2 separate regions of the Homo sapiens genome follow, and region 1 is linked to region 2. Evidence: read pairs that join two places in POLR2A ChIA-PET (ENCODE). Cell type or tissue: A673. All regions are shown on one strand. Links, peaks and the distances in the headings refer to the core of each region. The heading gives the core; the rest is flanking DNA.

Region 1 (5,000 bases), core at 1-5,000, 480 kb after region 2:
GGTGTGAGTGTGGGTGTGTGTGCTAATACTTTTGCTTTGAGGCAAAGTAAAACTAGTTCTGGAATAAGTTTCTTGTGTCACCTGAGAACGCATAAGTAAGATTAAGCCATGGACTAAATCACAGGAGGGTTTTCCTTTTGAACAGAGGAGTCCACACTGGAGATTTCTTTCAAGAAGTGCTATGTGGAGGCACAGACAAAAAATGTTCCCATCCAGCATGAAGCATCACTCTAAGGAGTGGGAATAGATATGATTCAAAGATCAAATACAAACATTGACTGTTTGCCAAAAACATCCCCATGGAACTTCAAAGGCCTGTGTGCTCTCCCTGAGGCCGCACCTACTGTGTCTCCAGGGTGCAGGTGTGGCCCCACTCAGCAGGCGCAGAGATCAGCGCGCATGAAACAATCCTTGTGTGCCTACTTGTGTACCCAAGGCATGCTGGGATTGAAGGTTCAAGTATAAATAAAAATGTTACTACTTAAAGACAAACTTGTTTAGTCCATTCACCAAGTCAGAGACTCGCAGAGTACAAACACAATGTGTTGCTCAGTTTTTTTATCTGCTGTGCGAATACAAAGGAACAGTGTCTTCTCTATTGTGCGCAGAGCTATTTTTTACTTGGTGATGTTTAATATATAAACAGAAGCCAAATAAGGCAAAATTAAACAGTTGGTATCAATAAAGACAGCACACTTTGCTAATGACGATGGCCAAGTGCTGCTTTTTGCCCATGCACCCTCACTTTGCTCCTAAAACAGAAATTCTTTTCTGTATTGTTTTCGAACTATCTGAAACATATTAACTAATTTTAAATTTTAAGTCTCCCCCTCCTCAAGGAATATGAGTACAACTTTTTATTAACCATGCGTTCAGATACACAAGTCTCCACCTGGAAAGTATTAATATATGAGTCACAAACTGTTTTGTTTGGAAAGAGAAAATCTTGTCAGTGGTCTCCAGGAAAAGAACAGAATCTAATAAATTCAGGAAAAGAACAGAATCCTTTTAACAAATTACACATTCAGAAAGTCTTCGGGTCTTGTGACATTCCCAGAATAGTTCATCCATATTTTTCTAATCAGTTGAAATATTTCAAAACATCTGGTGAAACAAATTCAAAACTCTTGACACCTTACACATAGTGAATGATCGTATGGCCAATTATTTGTTTCTTGGAAACGTCTAGTTGGGAGAGCCGGGGGGTGGAGACAGACAGGGTGGCTGTGTCTTGCACAGAAGGCCCTGGACAACGGTTAAGGGGCTGACCGCAGCCTGAACTCATCCCCGAGCCTTGTGTCCAGCATAAACACAGCCAGAAACACACACCCAGAACTGCTGATATTTCAGTGAGTGAAGCTGTGAAATGGAGAGAAAAATACCTTTTTGCTCAGAAAGTGTGGGTTGGCCTGGCCTCGAAGATGGTAGGATTAGTTTAACAACTCAAGGCCTGGGGAGCTGCATCTGACTGGAGGGAGAGGTGGGCAGAACTTTCTCTAACTCACACCAAGACATCCTCAGCCTAGGGAGGGTTCTGTACAGGAAGAGGGCAGCGCGCATGCACACAGAAATATGCCGCAGGCGAGGCTGAACAGGTGCTGAAGTCCTCCTCAGGGGAGAAGGTGACCAGAAAGCATGTGTAAGGCCATGTCCACAGCACCAACAGGAAGGATAAACTTCAACCCAACCCTGTGTCTTAAATACCGACTAACATAGGCATCTTCACCAAAACTTTAGTAATATGCAAATATTATAGTTTATTTGATTCAGACACATGACCATGTACAGATAGTTACTACTGACAAAGGTATTCTTAGGCAGGTTCATCCAGGCCCACCCCTGACCTTCATCAAATGCTGATAAAGTATGGTGTGAACAACATCGCGCTGAATGTAACCCACAAATGTATTAAGCAACCTCTTTCAGCTTAGCAGGACTAAAAGAAAATTTTAATTACCCAGTCTCTACAAGAAATACAAAAATTAGCTGGGCATAGTGGCCTGTAACTGTAGTCCCTGCTATTTGGGAGGCTGAAGTGGGAGGATCACTTGGGCTTAGGAGGCTGGGGCTGCAGTGAGCTGTGATCCTGCCACTGCACTCAAGCCTGGGTGACAGAGCGAGACTATATCTCAATAAAAAAAAAAATCCATCTCTATCTCTGTATAGATCCATACCCTCTTGGCTATTGGCTCTGTTTTTCTGGAGAACCCTGACCAATACACTCTCTTCTCCGCATTTCACTTATTCATACATTTAAATATTTAATAACTCCTATTTAACAAAAAATTAAATGTCATGAACTTGTTTACAGATAAAGATCATGTCTTAAAATTCCTGGTGGATTCTCATAAAATTTAAATTAATATTGGGTGTACAGAAGGTTTACACATACCTGGAAGTTTCCATATGTATTTCAAAGTTTCCATATGTATACCTAGTTGGTTACATTTTTACCCAATAGGTTCCCAGTATATCTGGAAGTGCCATACATAGCTGGCTGATAAGTCCATAGTGAACACCAGCTCTACTCGTTTCCTTTGGTCAAAGGTTGTCAAAATAAGTGAAAAATTTATGCCATAAAAGTCAAACCCCCTTTTTTTTTTGCCAAAATCAAAAGAAACAAATACTCTAACAAAGAACGTATTAGGAAAAGTTATCTAGTAAAGAGAGTTTAGTATAAGAAACAAACATACAAATATTGATCAGAGATGCTCTGGAAGGAAGTATGACAAAATGGGGAGGAGGGAAGGGATGGAGATACAATAAAATACTGACAAACAGAAATTTAAATACTCCACTTACTTAGTCTGATTGCCTTCACTGATAAGATAATTAGACAAACAGCAAATTTTATCTTCAAAAAATGGCATGTCTACCCCCAGGCACACAGACGCACCTTCCAGGTACACAGCTCAGAAGTCTGGCTTCAGGATATCATGGGGGAAGCATGCTAAACACCTTTCTGACATGTTAATTAGAAACATCAGCACCTCCAGCTTTAAAGATTCATTAAAATTGAGATTTTAATGAAGAACTTAAAATGAGTAAAACGTGTACACTCTACAGGCAATCTTTAAAAGTAAAATTCAGGAAGATTTTTTTTCAACCACAAAAACGTATTCAAATATAGGCTGTACCTACTGAGGTAAACTTATCCAAAACAATGTATGTAACTAAATGACATCAGTAATAGGATATTGGATCTGGCTATTTCAGAATAGACTCATAAAGTAAATAAAACTAAATAATCTAAATTTTCTTTTCTGCTAAATGTAAAAGCTGAGTAAAAATGCCTAGTTAATTATAATTAATCCTAATAAGTCAAGATAAAAAAAGAATAGAAATGTGGGTTCCATTTTGACACCTAATGTTCTATTGCATAGGATTTGGCTCCTATTTTAAAAATAATTTCTAGTCAAGGATGTGTTTCAGAACCATTGTTGTGATTACTTATATGCTACATATTTTCAATAAGAAACGCTAGTTATGAAATAACAAAGTTCAAATAATGAATAACCCTCCAAATAAGTGGTCCCTGGCCATGAATTGTGCTTTCAGGTCACAATCACTTCTACATTAAAGAAATTTTCCAGAAAGACCCAATCACATTGTCTAAATGTCATCATACATTTACATTAAAAAATTAATGGAAAGTGAAAAATTCTGAAACTAATTGTCAGTAAAGTTTGGACTGATGTGCTTCAGCTCCAGTTGTAATATTCTAATTTAGAGATGTTAGTGTGAGAAATCGAAGTAAGTTACACAAGAATATTGTGAAGCAATCAGTTACATAGAAAGATACTGAATCAATACAAAATATTTAAAACCTGTTTTACAAAAGATGGATTCTGGAAACTTCGAGACAAGCACGCATACTGGGCTTAATATGTTTGTTGACTCAGAGAAATAATTAGCATTCTGTTATATCTTTCTCACGCACTTAGGAAATGAAGCAATATTATGACCTAGCAAAAACTGGGTTACTCATTTACTATTACTACTGCCATTTTGCAATATTGTTCCTATTTAGAAAATAACTCTACAGTTGTCTAAACCAATTACACCCATTAAAAATACTAATAAAAGTGTTATAAGGAAAATATGATTAAACTCAGGTGCTTCATCTCTGACAAATATATCTTCAATTTTAAAACATGCAAAGTATATATTTCTTTAGAAATAAATTGAAATGGAATTATGATATTGTAGGCTCTTTAGACATTATTCTTTAGTAATCGCTCTCATACTATCTTTCCACCCAATTTTCTGCTTTTAATGCCTTAACTTCAATAATTACATTTAAGGTATCAAATACTTCAAACAGTTAACAACAAATCTCAACATTTACGAAAATAAAAACTAAATTAGCAAGATTTATATCAGTAGACATTTACTTCTGATTTGTTAGGGAATTAAAAACTTTAAGTGGGGGGTGGAAATTAAATTACACAAATGAACCAATAAAGTGAAAAAGTAGTCTTAATGTTGTCATTATCAAATGCAGTTGAGAGTGCCCTTCCCTTTTTCCCTTTTCCTCTTCAATCTTAACAGGTGATCCTAAAAAGTTTTATTTAAGAATAAGGTGGGCTACTTTCTTTAATTACTATTAGGTTGGTACAAAAGTAATTAAAAGTAATGACAAAAACTGCAATTGCTTTTGCTCTAACCTAATATTATTTTTTTTTTATCTCCCAGAAGAATGTTCTTACAACAAGCACTGCTCAAAAGCATTAACTCTATATGTGGTCACAGCAGAGAAAGAAGAAATCTAGACGAGACAGAGTCAGAAGTACAATACCCTGTAGTACAGTTCAGCCTCATGTGCTGTGCTGTGTTCGGATTATTTGGGGCTGGAACCCTGATCAGCTGATTTGCTAACGCAACTGTTCTAAATGTCCTTCTCACTTCCCACTAAGTTCCATTTTCAGAGAGGACATCTCTTCCTGCGGAAACTGAAATCACCACTAACTGGAATCAATGACATATTTTAGCTAAAGAAG
Region 2 (7,928 bases), core at 1,295-6,294:
GATGTTTTGATATCTGGGAGTTAGACTGGGGAAAAAGGAACATAGGGAGCTGATACCAAAGCCAAGACACTACTAAGAAGGCATGAGGTGGACAAATAACAAAAAAGATGGAGATGGAGCTCACTCTTATTAATGTGGAAGGAGAGACAGACACTAAGCCAATTAAAGAGGCAAAATACATCAGGTGGTGATAATGTTAGGGATCTAAATAAAGGTGATCAATGAGAAGGAGTGGCCAGATGGAGGTAGAGCAGAGGTGTGGTACGAACTGTAATCTTAATAAGACGGCCAAGTGTGGCCCTACCAATTCAGGGACATTTGAGCAAAGACCAGAGGCAGGTGAGTGAACAAAACATGCATGAATTTCATGAAGAGCTTTGCAGTTGTTCTTATATGGGGATGTTTTACCTCCTAGGGGACTTTTGGCAGTATCTGGGGCACTGCAGTGGTTCTTAACTGGGGATATTTTACCTCCTAGGGGACTTTGGCAGTATCTGGAGACATTTTTGGCTGTCACAGTGGGGGAGGCAGTTGCTGCTGCTATCTAGTAGATAGATCTTAGGGATGTTGCTAAACATTCTACAATGCACAGGGCACTTTCCACAAAACAAAGAATTATCCATCCCCACATGTCAACAATGCCAAGGTTGAGGAACTCTACAGGGTGAATCCGAAACTGACCCAATTATCTCATAGAACTGATGTTTATGGTTTCTTTGAATAAACATAGAAACTGATCCTCCCATCTTAAAACTTGAGAAGGATACATTTTTCTTATCTGAGTTCTTTTCTCAAAAAACAACCATCAGGGCTCCCAGGTAGTATCAGGAGCTGAAACTCACCAGATCACCACATCTGGACAATGAGATTCCAGACCCCTCATCATCACGATCATAATAGCCAAACTGATTGCCTGCCACCTGTTGACCAACTCCTCTTCCTCACTCCTCCCTACTTCCTGTTTTACTACACAAGGTTACATTTCTTCTCTTCTATATAAACCCCTAATTTTAGTCAGTCAGGGAAAGGGATTTGAGACTGATCTCCCATCTTCTTGGCTGCAGCACCCAATTAAAGCCTTCTTCTCTGGCAGTACTCATCATCTCAGTGATTGGCTTTCTGTGCAGCAAGCAGCAGGACCAAGACTGAACCCCTAGTGTTTCAGCAGCAAAATGAGTTTCAATTCCTGAGTCATGGCAATGATTGAGAGAGGACACATGTCTGAATTGAAAACATGACAATAGAGATAAAGAGTAATGGCTGAATTTTCAAAAATGTTTAAGGGGTGGACTCTACAGAATTTGGAACCTATTAGGCATGAGCTACAGAGCAAACGTTTCTGAAAAGACCAACTGGGTGAATGGTGGCACCTCTTTGGGGGCCCCAGACCCCATTACTCTCATGTGCTGGCTCTCCTTCCTTGGTTGTGCTGCCTCTCGGCCTGATACTTCCTGCTCATCACCTGCAGGAGCTCCTCTCAGAGGTTCCTGAGCCCCTGTTGCAGTTTCCCATATTGTCATAGCACCTGGCATGCAGTAGGTGCACAAAAAGGAATTGCTAAACTGAAAGTAGTGGTGGGCAGAGAACCCACATTCGTTTAGGAATGACTCAGAGGGAAGGAATTTGAGAAAGCAAAAGTGAACTCTTCTTTCTGAAAGTGTGATTATTTAAGAAAATAAAAATGTAAAGATACCAATTTTCCAAAATATGTTACTATACAGTGCATACTTTGTCATCTGTTCCTCAGAGGTAAGTGTATTAGTCCATTCTCACGCTGCCATGAAGAAGGACCCAAGACTGGGTCATTTATAAAGAAAAGAGGTTTAATTGACTCACAGTTCCACATGGCTGGGAAGGCCTCAGCAAACTTACAATCACAGCAGAAGGCACTTCTTCACAGGGTGGAAGGAGAGAGAATGAGTGCCAGCAGGGAAAATGCCAGACACTTATAAAACCATCAGATCTTGTGACAACTCACTCACTATCACGGGAACAGCATGGGAGAAACTAACCCCATGATTCAATTACCTCCACCTGGTCCCTCCCTTGACAAGTGGGGATTATTACAATTCAAGGTGAGATTTGGATGGAGACACAGAGCCAAACCATATCAATAAGTATCCAGAAATCTTATAAAAGTGGCTTACTCAATTCCAGATATTATCATAGCAGCAATCAAGCTAATACTCACTAAGCACTTTCCATGTGCCAAAACATAAGCTCCATAGCATGACCTAATTCAGTCCTCACCACAGCCTTGAGTTGGCACCCTCATTACATGCGTGGAAGAAGACATTGCTGGATTTGTGTACTGTTGTAATCTCAGCATCCGGTGGAGGGCCTGGCACGTAGTAGATGCTTAGTATTTCTTGAAAGAAAAAATAAATAACTTTTACAAATGAAACAACTGTGGCTTTAGAGAGATCAAATAATTGCCAAAGATCATGCAGCTGGTAAGTCAAAGAGCATCTCAACCTTCCCTCTGCATAGCTGCTGGTAAAAACATCTTTGACTTAGCTTCTCCGTGTTGGTTGTGGGCCACCCACTTGACTTATTCCAAGCTTTCAAGGTCACAGCTTCCATTTTTAGGGCTGACTACCCCTTTTATGAGGTGTTTTAGGATTTCACCTACAGTCTCGCCCCCACCTCCATGTATTGTAGAAGATCGTGCACTCTCCCTGTAAGTGACATTAGGGCAATTGATCCAGAACCAAAAGTGTATTTGAACCTGCTGAGTCAAGTGCTGCCATCTTCAGGAAGAGAGGCCAAACCCACCTGTCTCCCCTCTTCCTCTTTTGTTCTTTGTTAAGAATTCTGGGAACAATAATTCAAGGAAATCATTTCTTATTTTTTACTGATTTTAGCCTTTTCACAGATAACAGATTATTTCCTTGGACTATCGATTGCAAGATTCTTGAAAAAAGAGCAAATATTCACATGTACCTGAGAGTGCCGTTGGGTAATATTTGTGAAATGACTGTGTTGAGGGACGTTTCATGTGTACTTGAAAACATAAACACGTGGACAACCCTGCTTTCCGTACATGTCTTGCAAACATTAACTCCTTGTTAAAATGTTCACTGCTAAGATTAAAGATTCCTTATTATTTAAAAGAATTACAGCCCCGTTCCACCCAGATAATGAAAGCACATCATCTCATAAGCCTGTTAAAAATGATATAGACAAAGTATTGAAAATGCTTTGCAGGGAACGGCCTTATGCTGGCCCCTTTAGGGATGATTGAGATGAACTAATAGGTTTCTTTTATGTCTAATTTATATGATTCTAATTATGGCCTCCTTTTCATTCCTGTGGTTGTTCTCATCTGCCCACACAAATGTGCTGCACTTGTGACCCAGCATCTCTTCCTTCACTCCACCATAGCAACTTTCTCTTGGGACTTTTCTCAGTGTTTGATGTCAACCCTTTCAGGAAACTACTTGTAAACTGCAGACTTCTCTGAAGCACCATTGTACATTTAACAGAGAAGGAAGAAATCCCAGGTAGAACTCATTTTCTGTGATGTACATTTAAACCCTTATTATGGGTAAATAGAGGGAAATGATACAGAACCTAGGGCCAAAGGAATGTGTTGATTTCTCCATGGAATCCATGATTCTCTTCATTGGTCCTGACTGGATGTGGTATATCACATTCACGTGAATGTTTATGAAATCATCTATTGTTATTGCAGCAAGGATGGAATATATTCTGGACCTAAGACATTTGGTGGCCTTTGCCTCCTATTGAAATTCAAGAAACTTCAAAATGATTTGAATAATGGTGCCAGAAAGAACCATGCAAACCACAGTGTTCTCTGGCTTGTGCTTGGATTGGGGTGAGTGTGTGGGGAAATCATGTGCAAATTTGAAATTCTCTTAGAGTAGATAAGCTTAGCCCAAGATACCACACTTGGAAGAGAACTTCTCAAGCATGGGCACTTATTTCTTCACTTCTCTGTAATCAAACAGCAAGAAGAGAACAGAGCGGACAGATAAAATAGCTGACATCAGGTTGCAGACTCCCCAGGTGTGCAGTGTCCTAGAGACCAGATCCCTGGAAATGTGTTTCTCTGCGCTCTCCAGGGCCTTGTGGGAAAGCCATGATGTGGGGGGAAGGAAGGAAGGAAGGAAGGAAGGAAGGAAGGAAGGAAGCAAGGAAGGAAGGAAGGAAGGAAGGAAGGAAGGAAGGAAGGAAGGAAGGAGGAGGGAGGGAGGGAGGGAAGGAAGGAAGGAAGGAAGGAAGGGGCAGGGGCTGAGTGAGGTGGTGGACATTCTAGCAGTGGGTTCACCTTGTCATTGTCCCATGTTTAACTCAGTGGAGTTTTAAAATCCATTGTTAAGTTGACTACGTGTATCTTTTACCTGCACTGTCTTTGTTTTTATTTATCCTGTATAGTTCTGTTTCCTTTATTTTCTCCTCAGATATTCCATCGTGTCTTACTGCATTTGATTTTCTCCAAAGATTTGAGTAGTGAGGGTGGAGGTGGTGGGCTGGCAGTAATAAGTATACAGCCTTGAAAATCCACACTAATCAAACAATTTTCCTATGTTGTTTGCCTTTTTTGGTTAATAGCAGATGAAATTGACTCAGGAAATACATCTTTACATACACTATTTCATCACTGAAGATTTTTAAAATACTCTCCTGAATGGTGTACACTTTATTACATAAGAACGCTACATCCAAATGGATATTTTTGTGTAAAGCATACCCTGACTTACTGAAACAAGAAAGGAAACAAAACACTCCTGCAAAATATTAAGTGTGTTTTAAGTGTGGCCTGGTTCCTTTGCCCATTAAAGCAGTCTGTCTCAGCAACAAAAGATGGAATCAACACAGAATAGAATTGGAATTATGCATGTCATTTATAATGAACCTCATTATACAAGGAGGTTTAATTCTATTATGAAGTGCTGCAGTTTGCAATCTTATTGCTATTCAGCTTTGAACAATGACAAAGAAAAAAAATCCCCACCCCATGTCAGAGCTAATCTTTTTTAATGCCCACCATTTTGTATTGTTTATATATTTTCCTTAAAGAGAATTTTCCTGCCATGTTCATTCCAGTCAGCAGTGTGCCCCCTTCACCTTACCCATGTGTAGAGTCTCATTTTCAGCTTTCTTAAGAAAAACTAAAGGATTCCATACATGGTTTTGCTTCTGAGAAGTAATGACACGATGGCTACCACCACAGTTTAATCTGACATTATATTTATAAACAAGAAGGTACATTTACCATCCAGTATAAGCCTCTAATTCCATCAGGGGTGTTTATGTGTCCCTTCTTGACAGAATTACAGCTCAATGGGCATTATTTGGCCCAATGCTCCATCGTAGCTGTGTGCATGGCTCCTAGGTTTAATAAGACTATTTACCATCAAATCCTTTTTCTACACATTTTTATTACTCAACAATAAATACAGAGGTGAGGTTCTGTTTGGTGTGTGCATATTTTGAGGCATTTTGGGGCCATTATTTTTAAGCACCAACTCATAAATTCCAGAATATTGTTTTAAATGCTTGAGCATTTCACCCTGGTGTGGCTGTCATTTCCAATATAACACCCTGGAGACTACACATGTCTACTCGGAATGGTTTACCTTGGGTGTTTGTCAACATCATTTATTTATCTGCACCAAGAAGAGTGTTATATTAGGGCTTGTGAAGACATTGAAGAGAAATAGAAAAAATAACCTTTGCTATAGAAGCTAAATTTGTCGGTTGTGTGCTTAAGGAGACAAAGTACTTGCATGTAAATCTAATGCAAGAAGACTTAAAAAACCACAGTTACCTGGAGGTTAATACATGAACAGTGGACCAGATTTCTCCTGTTCTTTCTCTCACCTTTTCTTCCCTTCTCGCCTTCTCCCTTTTTTTCTTCCTCCTGCAAAGTCTGTGAGATACGGGTTGAGATTCCAGCTCCATCATTTACTAGCTGTGTTTGACTTTGGGCAAGGTATTTAAAATCTCTAAGCTTCATTTTCTTCAGCTGTGGAATAAAGACAGTAATAGTTCCTACTCCCTGTGTATGTTGTTACAATTTCATTTATATGAGTTGTGTATATAAATCACAGTGCTTGGTGCATAGTAACCACTCAATAAATGTTAGCTATTATTTACATTACCTCTTTTTCAACCTATTTTCATTTTAATGAAGTAAATAAAAGTATTGAATTGAATCCTGTGTTTCTGGTAAACAAAAAAAGGGAAACAATGTGTTAGAGAGTTTGTATCTGAACCATTTTGCAACAGTCAACAGAGACCTGAGTTGTAAAAAACTCCAGTTGATACAAAATAAACTACGAAAGTGGCTTTAACATATCTGAACACACAATAGCTAAGACCCAAACTGGGATTAGATACCCCACTATGCTTAGCCCTAAACCTCAACAGTTAAATCAACAAAACTGCTCGCCAGAACACTACGAGCCACAGCTTAAAACTCAAAGGACCTGGCGGTGCTTCATATCCCTCTAGAGGAGCCTGTTCTGTAATCGATAAACCCCGATCAACCTCAAATTAGAGACCAATTTGGAGGCTAGCCAGCAATAGCTGATCTGCTGTAACCTTTGCAACCACCTCCCCACTGAAAAATTTATAACAGCACTGGAGTATATCAGGTAATAAAATGGAATGAATTACGAACACATGCCACAACATGTGTGAACCTTGAACACATTATGTTGAGCGAAAGAAGCCAGTCACAAAAGGTCACATATTGTATGATCTCATTTATGTGAAATGCCTAGAATAGGCAAATCCACAGGCAGAAAGTAGATTCTTGGTTGCCAAGGGATGAGGGAGAGGGGATTTGCAGAGTGACCGGTAGGGGTACGGATTTTATTGATGTGGTGATGAAAATTAGACAGTTGTGATGGTTACATGACTCTGAATATACTAGGAATCACAAATTGTGCACTTAAAAAGTGGATTTTGTGGCATGTGAATTATATCTCAATAAAGTTGTTATAGAAAATATATATCAGACAGAACAGGGTCAAGTTCAGAATTCTGAGGCTCTCACTAGAGATTTTACCATGGTTGGATAACTAATGAATTATTTAATGCTATTTTGTCAGATTTATTCAACAGAAATAAATCCAAATAAGCATCCAACACAAACACACATGCATGCACAAAGACTCACAAGGATATGTGATGTGGTGATATTTCTGAAAATGCAGAATGTATCTGATGACCCAAGGCTGATGTCACTGGAGTAGAGCAGTGAACTCAGCTGAGGAGTGGCGAATGATTCCTGCTCACCCTTCTCTCAGAAACTACCTTTCACCTGCGTTTGCTAGTGAAAAGCTCCCTGTAAAGCAAGTCATCTAAATATAATTACAATCATGATGGTTTAGTGCATTTTGAGATGTAAATTATCATGGGAAAGTGCTGAGGATGGTGGCAAATGAGAAGAAGAAGCAAAGGTACCTATGAGCCCCACTTCTGAAAAACGTACTGGTTAGCACCATAGGAAAAAAGGAAATTAAGGTCAAATAAAATTGGAAAGAAAAGAGCAACATTGGCCAGGCACGGGGGCTCACGCCTGTAATACCAGCACTTTGGGAGGCCAAGGCGGGCAGATCACTTGAAGTCAGGAGTTCGAGACCAGCCTAGTCAACATGGTGAAACCCCGACTCTACTAAAAACGCAAAAATTAGCTGGGCGTAGTGGTGCATGCCTGTAATCCCAGCTACTCGGGAGGCTGAGGCAGAAGAATCTCTTGAACCCAGGAGGTAGAGGTTGCAGTGAGCTGAGATTGTGCCACTGCACTGTAGCCTGGGTGATAGAGTGAGACTCCAAAAAAAAAAAAAAAACAACATTATCATGATTGACAAATGATATGAATATCTACACAGAAAATCCTTAATAAATATAAAAGCTTTTCAGATTCATGAGAGAGTCTACAAGTTTCCCAGGTA

The links. ChIA-PET counts read pairs that join two places held together with the same protein. Peaks named below come from ENCODE experiments on the same cell type or tissue, not always from the same donor. Only the 100,000 strongest peaks of a DNase experiment are listed, where the experiment ranks them.
Region 1: POLR2A ChIA-PET joins it to region 2 with 5 read pairs; 1 of 35 experiments calls an interaction of 5 or more read pairs at or near these places.

The regions. Positions count from the first base shown.
Region 1 is chr13:108,943,891-108,948,890 of GRCh38, reverse strand. The region is part of intron 16 of MYO16 (myosin XVI); the gene reads right to left. Among named protein-coding and RNA genes, the nearest start is that of MYO16-AS2, 160 kb to the left of the region's middle. In A673, for the core only: no CTCF peak of the experiment used is centred there; no DNase peak of the experiment used is centred there; H3K27ac peaks cover 789 bases.
Region 2 is chr13:109,422,717-109,430,644 of GRCh38, reverse strand. No RefSeq gene overlaps it. Among named protein-coding and RNA genes, the nearest start is that of LINC00399, 26 kb to the right of the region's middle. RefSeq lists an enhancer at 6,155-6,678. In A673, for the core only: a CTCF peak has its summit at 2,762 (motif pointing left); DNase peaks (open chromatin) are centred at 2,724, 3,174, 4,024 and 4,724; H3K27ac peaks cover 2,816 bases.